2 separate regions of the Homo sapiens genome follow, and region 2 is linked to region 1. The links are chromatin loops, found by intact Hi-C in ENCODE. Cell type or tissue: psoas muscle. All regions are shown on one strand. Region 1 overlaps AUTS2 (activator of transcription and developmental regulator AUTS2). Region 2 overlaps AUTS2 (activator of transcription and developmental regulator AUTS2).

The links. A loop is a pair of places that touch in the nucleus more often than their neighbours do. Peaks named below come from ENCODE experiments on the same cell type or tissue, not always from the same donor. Only the 100,000 strongest peaks of a DNase experiment are listed, where the experiment ranks them.
Region 2: it touches region 1 in a loop (2.5-fold over the local background); 2 of 110 quality-filtered maps call a loop at or near these places.

The regions. Positions count from the first base shown.
Region 1 is chr7:70,256,496-70,264,495 of GRCh38, reverse strand. The region is part of intron 4 of AUTS2 (activator of transcription and developmental regulator AUTS2); the gene reads right to left. Among named protein-coding and RNA genes, the nearest start is that of AUTS2, 660 kb to the right of the region's middle. RefSeq lists an enhancer at 7,615-8,000. In psoas muscle, no CTCF peak of the experiment used is centred here; a DNase peak (open chromatin) is centred at 4,925.
Region 2 is chr7:70,391,761-70,399,760 of GRCh38, reverse strand. All of the region lies in intron 4 of AUTS2 (activator of transcription and developmental regulator AUTS2), which reads right to left. Among named protein-coding and RNA genes, the nearest start is that of GALNT17, 740 kb to the left of the region's middle. RefSeq lists a silencer at 6,609-6,804. In psoas muscle, no CTCF peak of the experiment used is centred here; no DNase peak of the experiment used is centred here.

The DNA.
Region 1 (8,000 bases):
AGTGGCTCATGCCTGTAATCCCAGCATTTTGGGAGGCTGAGGCAGGCAGATCACGAGGTCAAGAGATCAAGACCATCCTGGCCAACATGGTGAAACCCTCTCTCTACTAAAAATACAACAACTAGCTGGGTGTAGTGGTGCATGCCTGTAGTCACAGCTACTCGGGAGGCTGAGGCAGGAGGATCGCTTGAACCCAGGAGGTGAAGGTTGCAGTGAGCCAAGATCGTGCCACTGTACTGCAGTCTGGCAACAGAACAAGACTCCATCTCAAAAACAAACAAACAAACAAAAAGAATGCTAACATTCGCAAGTGGATCAGAGGTTCAAACAGAAAGAGGAAACGTCTCTAGGAAGAATTGTTTGTCACAACATTTTATGAACGCTTCCACTCTTCCAACATAATAGAATTGAGAAGAAGAGAAAGGAGCATTGCCAATTGGATCAAATTACTAGTGGAACAATGCAAGTAAACGTGTCTTTATTTCTACACAGTTTTGAAAACTTCAAGACAAAAATAAATTACATGACCCCCCGGTAACTTCCACTAGAACTTATAGGAACAAATTGTTTGCCTCAAGCTGGGTGGAACATACATTCAAATTCAGGCTCTTGAAGGAAATTATTAAGTAGAGTCATATTAGCTTTCTCTGAAGCATACTCGTTTTCAGTATTGCCACTGTATAGACCAATTATGATACCTTTCCATGCTGAGAAATGATTGTTCTGCTAACACAGTTCTGGGAAGAATCAAAAGCACTACATTTTTAACCTTGGGGGATTTTTGTTATTGTTGCTCCCTTGCCAGTTCCTTCACATGGAAAACATCTTCCATTAATCTAAATGCAAAATTTGTTTCGGCTTTCCAAAGTCACTTGAAAAATGTGAAGCACAAAGTAATAAAGTTTTTATGCTCTTAAGACCACTAATGCTTTGAGCTTCATATTCATTTTGAAGAAATGAACATTTTATGGTTCACAGAGGAATAGCTACATGAATAATATCTGAGATTATAATGCATCTAGCAGAAAAAGATTAAGTTTATGTAAACTATTTAATCAGACGTGAAATTTTCTCTAGAGGATAAAAATTCTGACCTATTTAAGTTTACTTTAAAAATACCAATATCATGTTTCTACCAAGGGAACCCACCAATTTTCCCATTTATGTAATATAAATATTCATTAGAGACAAAACTTAACGTAAGATGTACTACACTGACCCAAGGATGTTATATTGGATATCCCTATATTAAACAGAGATTAGATGAAAAGAATTCTAGTTTGCTACTTGGTCCAAATACTCAGTTAACCTTTAACTGATAGACAATCGTTTTAGGAGACTGCCACTGCTGAAGGCACTAAGCTGTTCCACAACTATTGGAAGAATATAGCTGAGTATCACGCAAAAAAAAAAAATCCTTCTACTTTTATTAAATATATTTCCTAGTAACATTTATGCAAATACACAGGGCAAAAAATAAAACTAATAAAATTTACTGAAGTTTATGTATATTTGTCAAATTAATTTATTTGGAAGTTTCCAAATTTGATAAATCTGATAAATGGCCTATGACTGTATTTCATGTCCATAAATATCACAGTGGGCCCCAAGGGTCCCATATCCAGGCCCTTGGTGACCCAGAATTGTCCTCATTATAAATATAAGGGCTAACATCATGACTCTACTGTGGCCACTTATTAAAGAGAAGCCTGTTTGGAATCATCATCACAGGTATTGTAATACAAAAACATTTGGTTTTAATTCAAGAGATCACTTGTCATAATTCTATTTTTTACATTTTTTGGCAATGGAGACCTAAATCCGGAGATTTCAGAAATGACAGTTATAAATTGTATTGCTACCATTCATAAAACATATGCAGCTTAAAATTAGTTTCTAAATATTTGATATCTTTTTGAAGATTCAGCCATACTTCATATAAGTTTTAACAGTTCCTCTTCTTTACTTTGATATATAAAACAAGGTTAAGATGAGGAGAAAACAAGAAAATCAATTTCACAGTAACAACTAAGATGTCAGGTCTTTAAAAGGCGGAGGGGGGTGGATCACTTGACGTCAGGAGTTTGAGACAAGCCTTTCTAACATGGTGAAACCTCGTCTCTAGTAAAAATACAAAAATTGGTTGGGTGTGGTGGCAGGTGCCTGTAATCCCAGCTACTCCGGAGACTGAGGCAGGAGAATTGCTTGAACCCAGGAGGCAGAGGTTGCAGTGAGCCAAGATCGCACCACTGCACTCCAGCCTGGGTGACAGAGCGAGACTCCATCTCAGAACAACAACAACAAAAAGAAACATACATTTAAAAAACTAAAATTAAAATTAAAATGTAATTATTAAAGACAATAGCCATAGAATGCTAATACCTGCTTTTAAAGTTTACAGATAATTAAATAACTTTTTGTAATATATCGCTTAGTAAAATATTTTAAATCAAATTACTACATCTTAAAATGCTTTAATTATGCCTGCTGTGCTCTTTTTAGTACGAAATTAATAGCATGAAAATCAAATTTTGTCTTTTAGTGAAAAAACAGTTGAAAACAAAAATGGTGATAGAAAAAACTATAAGCCAAATAGACAATATAAAGACATGAATCTAGAGAACAAAATGGCAGTCATAGACATTCATGATCAAAGAGGCGCTCCTGAGGCCAGGGGTCTGCTTTCCTACTCCCTATAGTGTATTATCTGAATTCAAAATTCACTTATTCAAGTCCTTCAAATAACAGTAAAGATAACAACTGTAGGGAGGAGAAAATAGGAACAAATGAGATTCGAAATTTTATTAAGTCAATTAACTTGAGTCCAGCTGAGTCCATTAGGGAAACTGATATTTAAATCTGATTTCAATATGTTCATATAAATGTTTTGATCAGGATATACATGAGAGAGAGAGAAGGAATACCTAATATTTCTCTGGACCCTGTTTATGTGGCAAAAGTGGGATTACAACAAATATATTTTTAAAATCAACTTCATTATACTTGAGGTATAATACACATAAAAGAAAAAATGTACCCACTTGAAGTATACAGTTTGATGAGTTTGGACAAATATGTCTGTATCTATATAACTGCCACCACAATCAAGAAACAACATTTCCATCACCCACAATGTTCCCTCATGCAACTCTGTAGCCAGTGTTCCCACCCCTGCACCCAGGTGAACATGGAACTACTTTTTGTTACTACAGATAAGTTTTGTTGGTTCTAGAATTTAACACAAGTGGAATTATTAAGTATGTACCTTTTTGTGTGTGCCTTCTCTTACTTAGCACAATGTTTCTGAAATTCATCCATGTTGTTAGGAATATCAGTTTGATTCTTTTTTGTGCTTAGAAATAACCATTATCTCTATATGCTGTAATTTTCACCTAGTAATGTATACTGCTTCTTTCCAGTTTTTGGCTATTACAAAAAGTGTACAGGTTGGCCGGGCGCGGTGGCTCACACCTGTAATCCCAGCACTTTGGGAGCCCGAGGCGGGTGGATCACAAGGTTAGGGGATCGAGACCATCCTGGCCAACATGGTGAAACCTGTCTCTACTAAAAATACAAAAATTAGCCAGCTGTGGTGGCACGTGCCTGTAGTCCCAGCTACTCAGGAGGCTGAGGCAGTAGAATCGCTTGAACCCGGGAGGCGGAGGTTGCAGTGAGCCGAGATTGCACCACTGCACTCTAGCCAGGGCGACAGAGTGAGACTCTGTCTTAAAAAAAAAAAAAGTGTAAAAAGGGTACAGGTCTTTGTGTAAGCATATAGTTCCATTTCTCTTGGGTAAATACCTAGGAGTGGGACTGCTGCACTATATATATGCTATCGTTTAAATGCCCCCTCCAAAACTCGTGTTGAAACTTAATCTCCAATGCAGCAATATTGAGAGACAGGTAGCTTTATAAGAAAAGGAAGAGAACTGAGCTAGCATGTTAGCATGCTCACCCCCTCACCATGTGACACCCTGTGCTGCCTTGGAGCTGTTCAGAAAGTCCCCACCACCAAGAAGCCTCTCACCAGATGCAGCCCCAGCCCCTCTACCTTAGACTTTTCAGCCTCCATAACTGCAGAAATAAATTCCCATTCTTTATAAACTATCTAGTATTTTTTCTTTTTTTTTGAGATGGAGTCTTGCTCTGTCACCCAGGCAGGAGTACAGTGGCGTGATCTCAGCTCACTGCAAGCTCCACCTCCTGGGTTCACATAATTCTCCTGTCTCAGCCTCCCGAGTAGCTGGGACCACAGGTGCGCAACACCACGCCTGGCTAATTTTTTTGTATTTTTAGTAGAGACAGGGTTTCACCATATTGGCCAGGATGGTCTTGATCTCCTGACCTCATGATCCGCCTGCTGCAGCCTCCCAAAGTGCTGGGATTACAGGTGTGAGCCACCGCGCCTGGCCATAAATTATCTAGTTTTAGGTATTCTGTTATAAGTAACAGAAAATGTACTAAGGCAATAAATAAGAAGCTTTATTAGAAAATATTTTAAAACTTCGTAAGAAAATGGCAAATTAAAACAAACCTCTTGATTCACAGTTTTAACCACAGTTTTCATTATGCTCTTGGGACCTCTTTCTTCTCCACAGATCCACACTTAAAATATATTTATTCTGACTTCACTCAAACTTTTTGGCTCCTATCTACCCCACTAATGTGAGGCCAAGATACAAATGAGTCAACAGCTTTGAGAGATCCAAGCAAGAGTTCCAAATGATCTGATTCAAACTGGAGTAATGTCAACACTTAGCACTTAACAGAAAAGTCCTCTACAAGCTCTTAGCAGACACTATTCTTTTCAGCCCATCCCTGGTAGGAAGTGGTCAAGAACAAGGTGGCATATGCCAAGGGTGACTGGCACCAGATTTGACTCATTCTGTCAAAGGCTTTGGCATAAGCACCGTGGCCCTGGCATGGGCATCAACAGGCAAAGAATCTGGCAAAACCATCAACAGGGGAAGGAATTAGGCTTGGTGAGGACAGAATGCACAGAGGCCCTTCTCAATGGGCATGCCAGGTCCTTGACATGATGATGAGTGAGGCCAATGGCATGAACTGATTGTCAGTTTAGCTGCACTCCTCTTTTTGATGAGGTGGAACATATCAATGATCAAGTTTAAGAACTGAAAAGGCTTTTTAAAATGGAAAAACCTCTTTTTACAAAAAAAGAAGGAAAAAAAAAAAAGCCAAGCTCTAGATTTTTGTATGAAATGAAAGAAAGGGGTTAGGGAGGTCTCAGAGGTCATACCTGTCAGGAAGTAAGGTATTTGGTACCAGAAGGAAGGCTCTGTGACAGCTGCAGAATGCATACCATGCTCGCATCGTGGACAGAATATAAATGTTGCCTTCATTGTCCACTCAAAGATATGCATATCTGGAAACTGTCATTACTGAGAGTTTTAATATTTTTCCACACCACTTGCTTGAAAGGAAAGGCATCAGAGGTCAAAGTGAGTTCCTGAAGGGCACCACATAATTCATGAGACAACCGAACCCTCCCAGACTCTGGAGGGCCCGATGCTGGGTGCTGTTCTGTGCTACTCCTGCATGGAGGTATGGGATGAAGGTTCCTTTTGGGGCTGCCTTGCCAAACAGAAAGCCAGCTTCACAGATTATTGGGAAAAGAGTCAGTAATCAATACAAAACGTATTCAAAATGTCATCAAGCTTGTTAGAGTCCCTCTGTCTTAGATTCCACAAGGGTTTCTAGTCACTTTTGAAGTTTACCTTGTCCACTATCATTAAATATTTGTTGTCACATGCTTGACTAGGTCCTGAAAATTTCTTAGAGCCAAAAAAACAAATGCCATTTTCACAGCAGCCTCATACGACTTAAGGTAGCCTACATCTTGGTCTCTCAGGGTAGTAAGATAGTCCTTAGATAAATGTTCCAAAAATGAAACCCTGTGAAGGTGGCCCAATGAGTCCCTTGCCTCACACATGGACAAGGATCTAGTGCATTCTTCAGCAAGCTGGATAACTTTCTAAAAATGTTCAAAGAAGAAAATGATAGGGTCATGATCAGCACAATTCATTTCTAACTCAGAAATGTGCTTCTACTCCCGAGCAACAGCTGAACCAACACTGTTCACAGAAAACAGACTGAATTATGAAAATTGCGTGAAAATGAAGCTCTTTGATGACATTTGCTACTGTCCTACTTAGTATTCCTTCTCCATCTTTCCCCTATGAACACAGTTCCTCTTAGATGCCCTTTCTTGACCTCTACAGTTGTTACTGCTCAACATAACTACAGTCTCAACATTGTCAAACCATTTCACAGTGACACCATGTCTCAGGCAATGTTAGGCCATTGCCAACAAGTAGCGAGTAACCTGTGCTGACAACACATTACAGCCCTGCCATAAACAATCATCGTCTCGCTGAAGCAAAATGGCAGTCAAATTAGAGCAGAATATGTAACAACATGCATAGTAAATTGGCACAGCAGCTTGCTAAACAAAAACAGGGCAGCAGTCACACACAAGATGCAGAGCCACAACTGTGCCACATTGTCCATGCTCATGTCGGCCAGGAGTTGGACCAGAGCCCACCTATGCCAACAGAGAATCCCTGTCGGGGATGAGTGGGAAACCTCTGCCCACTTTTGTGTTGTCAGCCTACCTCAATTCTATACTCACACACTGAACAGGATGTATGAAAATGATGTCAGATCCTTGGATCTACCCATAAGGAGTAGTAGTAGCCTCAGAATAAAATAGGATAGGCAGGCTGGGCATGATGGCTCACTCCTGTAATCCCAGCACTTTGAGAGGCCAAGGTGGGAGGATCGCTCAGGCCCAGAAGTTTGAGACCAGCCTGGGTAACACAGTGAGGCCCCGTCTCTACAAAAAAAAAAAAAAAACTTCAGGCCAGGCACAGTGGCTCACACCTGTAATCCCAGCACTTTGGCAGGTCGAGGCGGTCGGCTCACTTGAGGTCAGGAGTTCAAGACCAGCCTGGCCAACATGCCGAAATCTCTTCTCTACTTAAAATACAAAAATTAGCTCGGCATGGTAGCATGTGCCTGTAATCCCAGCTACTAAGAAGGCTTAGGTGGGAAAATGGCTTGAACCCGGGAGGCGGAGATTGCAGTGAGCCGAGATTGTGCCACTGCACTCCAGCCAGGGGGACAGAGCAAGACTCTGTCTCAAAACAACAACAAAAACAAAATTCAAAATGAACTGGGTGTGGTGGCGTGTGCCTGTAGTCCCAGCTACTTGAGAGGCTGAAGTGGCAGGATCTCTTGAGTCCAGGAGGTCGAGGTTGCAATGAGTTATGATTATGCCACTGATCTCCAGCCTGGGTAATAGAGTGAGACCCCAATTCTTAAAAGAAAAACAAAAACTAAAAAACAGAATAGGCATGCAGAAGGAAGGCCCAGCCACACAATTAGACCTGTAAGGAAGGCCCGGACCATCATGTAAGGACTATGCTTAAAAAACAATGAAGAGCAAGGCAGAAGCCAGGCATCTAATTTTCTTAGAAGATCAGGAAAGGACTACCCATTATAGCTGGGGCACAATATGAGATGTGCTGGATTCACTGAACAAAATAAAAAGTTCAGGGACCACACTGAAAGTTGACTGTGAAGGCAATTCTCCTTCCCTTAGCTCTACACCAGACTGAGAGCTGAGGTGGGATAAAGACACTAGAGTACTTTCTATCTCTGTCCATGATGAATCTGAAAGCTATAATAAGAAAAGCATGGCAAAACACACAGGAAAGAAGATAAATGAACCCAACTGGCAGAAAAACAAAAGCAGAAGGCAGAAAGGGACCAAAGGCATAAAGGGCAAGTTGTCCCTAAAAATGCGAGCCCTAAGATCACAGTAAGTACAAAGCTGTGGTCAGCCACGGTGATGTGTTTTCTGAACGCAAGCAGATAATACCAACTTGCAGGACTCTGGGGCAGCCCTGACAGACAACTGTCATATTTCATTCTGAGACTGCTTCCTCGTACAGAACAGATGCAATAGGTTTAGCAGGTCC
Region 2 (8,000 bases), 140 kb before region 1:
TTTTATTTTTTTACCCAGTTGTGCTGGGTATTACAATTATATCGTTTAATTAATAATTACCTTCATTGCTGAACTATGAATATGGACATATAATTGTTGCTTCTCTCAAACCAAACAAGAGTGTTTTAGACACTCACTAAAGGTGAGAAACTTAAAGATAAACTGCTATCCACTTAGGTGTGGACAAGGAAATTATAAAAGACTGGCAAAACAAAACAAATCTTAAACCTAGAGGACTTGAAAACTTGACAAGTGTCCAAGATCTGCCTCCACTTAAACTGAAACTGAGAATGTAGAGAATGCATTATGGATGAGAATTTATATAAGAAAGATGATACAGAGCTCTAAAAAGCAAACCCATAAGCAAAAAAAAAGACCTTAGCAATGTATGTACAATGTACATAGAATGGCGTAATATTGGAAATCTATGAATATAATTCACCATAGTCACACACTAAAAAAGGAAGACCTGGCTGGGTGTGGTGGCTCATGCCTATAATCCCAGCACTTTGAGAAGCTAAGGTAGGAGGATCGCTTGAATCCAGGGGTTTGAGACCAGCCTGGGCAACCTAGGGAGAACCTGTTCCTACAAAAAAAGAAAAAAAAATCAGCCAGGCATAGTGGTGCATGCCTGTGGTCCCAACTATTTGAGAGGCTGAGGTAGGAGAATCACTTGAGCCCAGGAGTTCAAGGAGGCAGTGAGCTATGATCGCACCACTGCATTCCAGCCTGGGTGGCAGAGCAAGACCCTGTCTCAAAAAGAAAAAAAAAAAAAAAAAAGAAAGACCATATGATTTTCTTCATAGTTGCAGAAAAAGCATCAAAAAACACACACAAAAATCAAACATTCATTCCTGATAAAATCAGAAAACCAGGATTAGAAAAGAACTTTTTCAAACGGAAAATGGCTATATATGAAAATCCCAAAGGAAACATCATACTTATGGTGAACAACTGAATGCTTTTGCCCTAAGAACAGAAATATCCACTCTCACCTCTATTAAATATTGTTTTGGAGGTTCTAAAAGTGAATCAACAAGGAAAAGAGATAGTAATCCAGATTGAAAAGGAAGAGTTAAACTGTCTTTATTTGCAGGCATAATAACTATCTATGTAGAAAGATCAAAGAGAATCTATAAAAAAGCTACTAGAACTATAATAGTATGTGCATTTATCATAATTTAATATAACATCAATATACAAAAATAAACTGTACTAGCAACAATCAAAAATTTAAATTTTAAAAATGTTATCATTTACAATAACATCAAAAAATATAAAAAACTAGGGATCACACAAAAAATATGTGAAAGACCTGTGCATTAAAAAATACAAAATATTGCTAAGAGAAATGAAAGAAGATCTAAATAAATGAAAAAATACTTTGTTCATGGTTTGACTCAATAAGGTATTAATTCTCCTCAGAGTGAGCTATAGATTCCATACAAGTTGACAAGCTGATTCTAAAATTCATATGGAAATATATAAACCTACAATAACCAAAACAATTTGGAAAAGAAGTTGGAAGGCTAACATTCCCTGATTTCAAGCATATCATAAAGCTGTAGTAACCAAATGATGTGGTATTGGCATAAAGACAGAAAATTACATCAGTGGAACTGAGTAAAGGGTGAGGAAATAAACACATACATGTGAACAACAGAATTTGAACAAAAGTGCAAAGGCAATGCAGTAGAGAATGCATAACCTTTTCAATAAGCAGTGCGGGAACACTTTAATATCCATAAGCAAACAAACAAACAAACTTGAATCTATACCTCATACCATATACAAAATTGAAGTCACATCATATACAAAAATGAACTCACATCATATACAAAAATGAACTCAGAAATTGGAGACTGAAATTTAAACACTAAAATTGTGCAACTTCTATAAGAAAACATAGGAGAAAATCTTTTAACCTTGAGTTAGGCAAAACTATAATACCAAAAACACAACACATAAAAGAATAAATTAATTAATTGGGCTTCATCAAAATTAAAAATTTCTACTCCTTGAAAGATACTGTTAAGTAAATGAAAAGAACCCACAAACTAGGAGCAAATCTTTGCAGAATGTGTGTGTGTGTGTGTGTGTGTACATACATGTAAGGAGTTGTATACATATGTAAATAAATAAAAGAATATATTTATTTTTATTTTAGATTATTTCTTAAACAATATTTTTTCATATATAATCTCAAACTCACAATAAGAAAACAAAGAATTTAAGTTAAAAATGGGCAAAAGATTTATATAGAAAGTTTACCCAAAAAGATATACATATGGAAAACAAACACATGAAAATATGCTCAATATCAGTAGTCATTAGAAAAACAAAAATTAAAACCACAAGTAGACACTAGTGCATGTGTATTAGAATGGCTAAAATGAGGCTGGGCTCGGTGGCTCATGCCTGTAATCCCAGCACTTTGGGAGGCCGAGGCAGGTGGATCACCTGAGGTCAGGAGTTCGAGACCAGTCTGGCTAACATGGTGAAACCCTGTTTCTACTAAAAATACAAAAAATTAGCCAGACATGGTGGCACACCTCTGTAATCCCAGCTACTCGGGAGGCTGAGGCAGAAGAATCGCTTGAACCTGGGAGGTGAAGGTTGCAGTGAGCCGAGATCGTGCCATTGAGCTCCAGCTTGGGCAACAATAGCAAAATTCCATCTCAAAAAAAAAAAAATAATAAAAGAATGGCTAAAATGAAAAGACATACAAAGTGTTGGTGAAGATGTGAGGAGGTGGAACTCTTATACACGGTTGGTGGAAATGTAAGACGGTACAACCACTCTGGAAAACAGTTTGACATTTTTGTAAAACATTAAACATATACCTACCAGTTCCAGCCATTCTACTCCTAGATACTTCCTTAAGATTCAAATACATATATGTCCATACAAAGACTTGTATGTGAATGTTCACAGCAGCTTTATTTGTAATAACCAAAAATTGTAAACAACCCAGACGTCCATCAGTAGGTGAAAAGGTAAATAATTATGGTATATCCATACACTACTCAGCGAAAGAAAGAAATGGCCTCAATGCATGCAGCCATATAGATGAATCTCAAAATAGGCCAGGTGCAGTGGCTCACACCTGTAGTCCCAACACTTTGGGCATCTGAGGTGGGTGGATCACTTGAAGTCAGGAATTCGAGAACAGCCTGGCCAACATGGCAAAACCCCATCTCTACTAAAGATACAAACATTAGCCGGGTGTGGTGGTATACACCTGTAATCCCAGCTACTCTGAAGACTGAGGCAGGGGGATGGCTTGAACCCGGGAGGTAGAGGTTGCAGTGAGCTGAGATCGTGCCACTGTACTCCAGCCTGGGTGACAGAAAGAGACTTTGTTTCCAAAAAAAAAAAAAAATCTCAAAATAATTATACAGAATGTGAGAGCACAAAAAAGTATACACGCTATAAGATTACAGTTATATAATACTCTAAACATGAATAGTAATCCATAGTGACAGAAGGTATATCAGGTAGCTTAGCAGTTGTTTTTTTGTATATGTGGCAGGGGCTGGGTGAATGGGCAGGAGGAAGGGACCACAAAGGAGATGGGGACCTGTGGAGTAATGAATGAAGATGCTCATTATCTTGACTGTGGTGATGGTGTCATGAGTGGGTACTTTGATCAAAACTTATTAAATTGTACACTTTAAATATACATAGCTTATCATATGTCAATTACACCACAATAAAGCTGCTTTTAAAAATTAAGTGTAGATAGCATATTTTCTTCTTTATGACTTTTTCCTTTAACTTTCTCAATTAACTACATACTTCATGGGTTAAGAGTGTTTTTCTGTATGTGTAAAACAAACAGGCTTGACGGTAAACAGCAATTATCATTCAGAGCTAAAACATATCTTGGAATTACCTAACATGATGTTCAGATAGAAAAGCTGAGGTTGAATAGAGTTAAGTGCAGTTCCCAGATCTGTACAGCTAGTTAAAGAGTTGGGAACACATTCCCAACTCTTCTGACTCTCGTAGGCTCCTTGAACCTGTAATCCATGTTTATCTTCAAAGTCACTAAGCACTGATAATTCTGGAAACAATCCTCAGTGAAGCAAAGCTGTCAACTAACTTTCAACCTATGTTAAGCACATGGCAGCTAACTGAGATCACTTGTGAAAAGATCATCCAGTAGACCAGGGGACCAAATCTTTGCATACTCAGCTCAATCACATACTCTGGTCCACAAATACAAAATTCATTTATTTCCTTCCTTTATCAGTTGGATGAGCTATTAATGATAATGATTCTGATTAAATATCACAATGGGCAAAAAGACGCTGATAATTAGGAAAGAATAGAGCATAGGCTTTGAAGACAAACACATTTGGGTTCAAGTCTAAGTTTTTTTTCACTTAAGATGTGGCAAGTTTGAGCCAGGATAACCTCTCTGAAACTTGGTGAGAGGCGATCCTCTCACCTTGTCCTCCCAAAGCATTGGGATTACAGGTGTGAGCCACAACACCTGGCTAATAGTAGCTTTTATGATTAGGGGAACACTATGGTTCTAGAATAGTGATTATCAATCCAGTGATTATCACAACTCCTTTGTCACCTTAGGCTATAACAGAACTGTCCCCCACTCTCTCTCAGTCCTTGCCCCACCTTCCCCACCACAGTGGTCAATCTCCTCTATGCCACTAAGAATCATTTTACAGAGAAATCTCATTTTACAGAGAAAAAATGAGATAACAGTATCTTCTTATAGGGTAATGAGAATGATTAAATGAAAGCATATAGTTCAATGCCAGAAATATAGTATGTGTTCACTTACTAGTGGCTTTTAAACATTTATTTATTTATTTACATTTTTTAAGAGACAGGGTCTTGTTATATTGTCCAGGTTGGTCTCAAACTCCTGGCTGCAGGCGATCCTCTCACTTTGGCCTCCCAAAGCATTGGGATTACAGGCGTGAGCCACAACACGTGGCTAATAGTAGCTTTTATGATTAGGGGAACACTATGGTTCTAGAATAGTGATTATCAATCCAGTGATTATCACAACTCCTTTATCACCTTGGGCTATAACAGAACTGTCCCCCACTCTCTCTCAGTCCTTGCCCCACCTTCCCCACCACAGTGGTCAATCTCCTCTGTGCCACTGAGAATCATCATTTAATAGGCCACATATGTTGGTAGCAATGCGTCTTATCCCTTAGAACTTCAGAACAAAGATTATTTTCAACTCATCTCATGTTTGCTGATATCTAGCCTTTCCAAGGATAAGCATTGGGCATTTAGGACTATGGTTGGCAAAGTTCAAATGAGTGACTGAGAGATACCGTATCAGGCCCAGGCAATCCAGTTAATCTTTGAATAGCCTGGGCTTTCAAGGCAGAATCTTTGCATTCAAGTCTTAGCTCCACTATGGTGCATAACCTGTCAAGCATCAGTGTTCTCATCTGTAAAATGGGGACTACTTCAAAAAGTTGTTGTAAGAATGACATGAGACCATGGCACTCAGGAAACTCAAGATAAGTTTTGGCAGTTATTATGAACACTGACTACTCATCTGTAGGGGAAAAAAAAGTACCAAAGAGGCTTGGCCTGATTTTTCATTACTAATTGATAGCATATGAACACAAATACACATAACACATGCATCTATGACTGTGTAAGGTGAATTCCCAAGGGAATAGAAAATAGCCAGCCTTCCAAAACAACTGGTAAAACCTTCAGGGAGACAGCTACCAGGCAATAACAACCAGCAGTTTTAAAAGAGGTAGCTGTAGAAGCCAAAGTGAATAGAGCAGGTTCCCAACCCTTGCTTTTTCTTTGCCGAAAAGATGTCAAGGTGAAAGAAGAAAATGCTTCATGCTGCTGCTTGCCATGAGGTGTCATTGGCTCACTCTCTGTTTTTGATAAAAGACAGCCTGAGTGCAAGGAAACTGGGGGAAAGTGAAGAAGAAAAGAGACAAATTGGATGCTCAACAAGCTGGCTTTCAAAGAAGACAGGTATTAAAGGTTGAAAGGGGGGTGGTGGGCTTCGTGTTACAGAAACCAAATTATTTCAAAAGCAGAACATATCAGCTGCATGCTTTGGCATGGGTGGCTGGCTAAGAGCAAGGAAGCCCAATAACATCACATAGAGCCCCTATAATCAGTATGTGCTATCGTCTTCGCAAGGACAGAGGACCAGATCAATGAACAGGTGCTTGTGAGACACAGACTACCCAGGATAATGAGGAACCACAGAGAGGCATCCACACAGGCTCTCTCTTTGGTTCAGAAAAATCCCTCACAAGCCAGGCAATTTTCTGCGACCCCAGTAAGATCCAGTGAAATACTGTGTCCAGGACAAACTAGACCATGGGGCAGATGAGCAGGAAGGGCAGGACTCAAAAGCGGGCACTCTGGCAAGCGCTGCTGGTTAGTAAAACACCAATTCCTCTCTTCCCAGCCAGCACACATGCGCTGGGAATCTCCTGAAAACAAGTTCCCATAGAAGACATATGGTGCTTACTTGCTAAGAAAGAGTGCTAACAAGACAAACTGAGAAGGAACAAGGGAAAAGCTGATTGAGTTTTTCAGTCTCCCGAGGAGGTGAGATACAGGCTGGAGGACATGAATGGGGCTGCTGTGCAAATGCACACCCCAGACAGAGGAGCCCCTCTGAGCATTCCTCTTTGGCCCGCTCCCCTACAGGCAGACCAGCAAAATCAATACTACCCTTCCTGTCGGGAGCAGTCGGTTGCCTGTGGCAACTGGTGGCTCTCTGCAAGGCAGTAAGAGCTGAGCTTCCAGCCAGAGGATGCATGTCCTTGGGGGTAAGAAATGGCCCCAGTAGAAAACCTCTCTAAGTTTAACTCCTTGAAAAACACATCATCATCTAGGAATAGGGTCCCTTTCTAATCCCACTAGAAAACAGGAAGCTGAAAACCTCACTGTACTCAGTTTGTTTAGAGGGTTGAATGGTGTCTAAAGATTTCTGGAAAACGGTGGTTCACCAAACAGTGGAATGTCAAAGCAAGAGCGGTACCAATGGCAAACTGAATCTTATCTTAAGGACCTGCTATAGTTAGCAAGCGGAGGCAGGCTGAGTATGCATCAGTTGGTTTTCAAAATATGTTATTTACAATACGCAGCAGATGTTCTTTGAATTCTAATGTGAAAATACAGGCTTTTTATTTTTTACTGACAGACTAAAAAGTACACTTAATATAATAATCTTGCAAAGTCCAAAGATTACCTCACAGTTTGGAAAATACTATGTTGAGTCATTAGTCCCATTACTCAGTATTTTCAAAACTCACCAGATAAATATGGTACACTGAGACTTCCTGGTAACGACCTTCTATTTTTTGCAAGGAAGAACACAGCAAGGCTTCCCAGAAGCCTCAATTAAATCTGGAAAATGTTTCTAAAATATTCTGAAGCACAACACATGCACACATGCTGAAATGTTTCAGGAGGTCCTTGCTCATCATGGATGAGTTTCTGCTGTCATTCATTCCTTAGAAAAAACTGAGTCTCTCCAATGGGCTAGGAAGTACACTAGGCAAAGGGAATATAAAGATAGGCAAGAAACCATTCTTGCCCTCAAGAAGCCTTCTGTCTAGGGCGAGGAACAGTCATACAAAGAAGCCATTGCAAAGCTATGAGAATAAGCTTTTTAACATGGTTAGCATAGCATACTATGAGTTATCTAACCCGTTTTGAAGGTGGTCAGGCAATCAAATCATGGGCCAGTGAGAATTTCCCGGGGGAAACTTCACTGGAGAAGTCAGGAAGCACTCTGTGGGGGCTGGTGTGACTAGGATCCATTGGTGAGCCATGCAGGAGCAGGTCAGGGAAGCAGCAGGGGTGGCTAGGGAAGCTCTGAATGGCAGCAAAATAAATACTGGAAAAGAACTCAAGCTCTGGGGTCCAACAAACTCCCCTGTGCTTCCCAACACAGGCGATTTGCTTTTGCCATTTCTTCCCTCAGAAAAAAACAGAGAGAATGCAAGTTTGCTGTGAAGATTCAG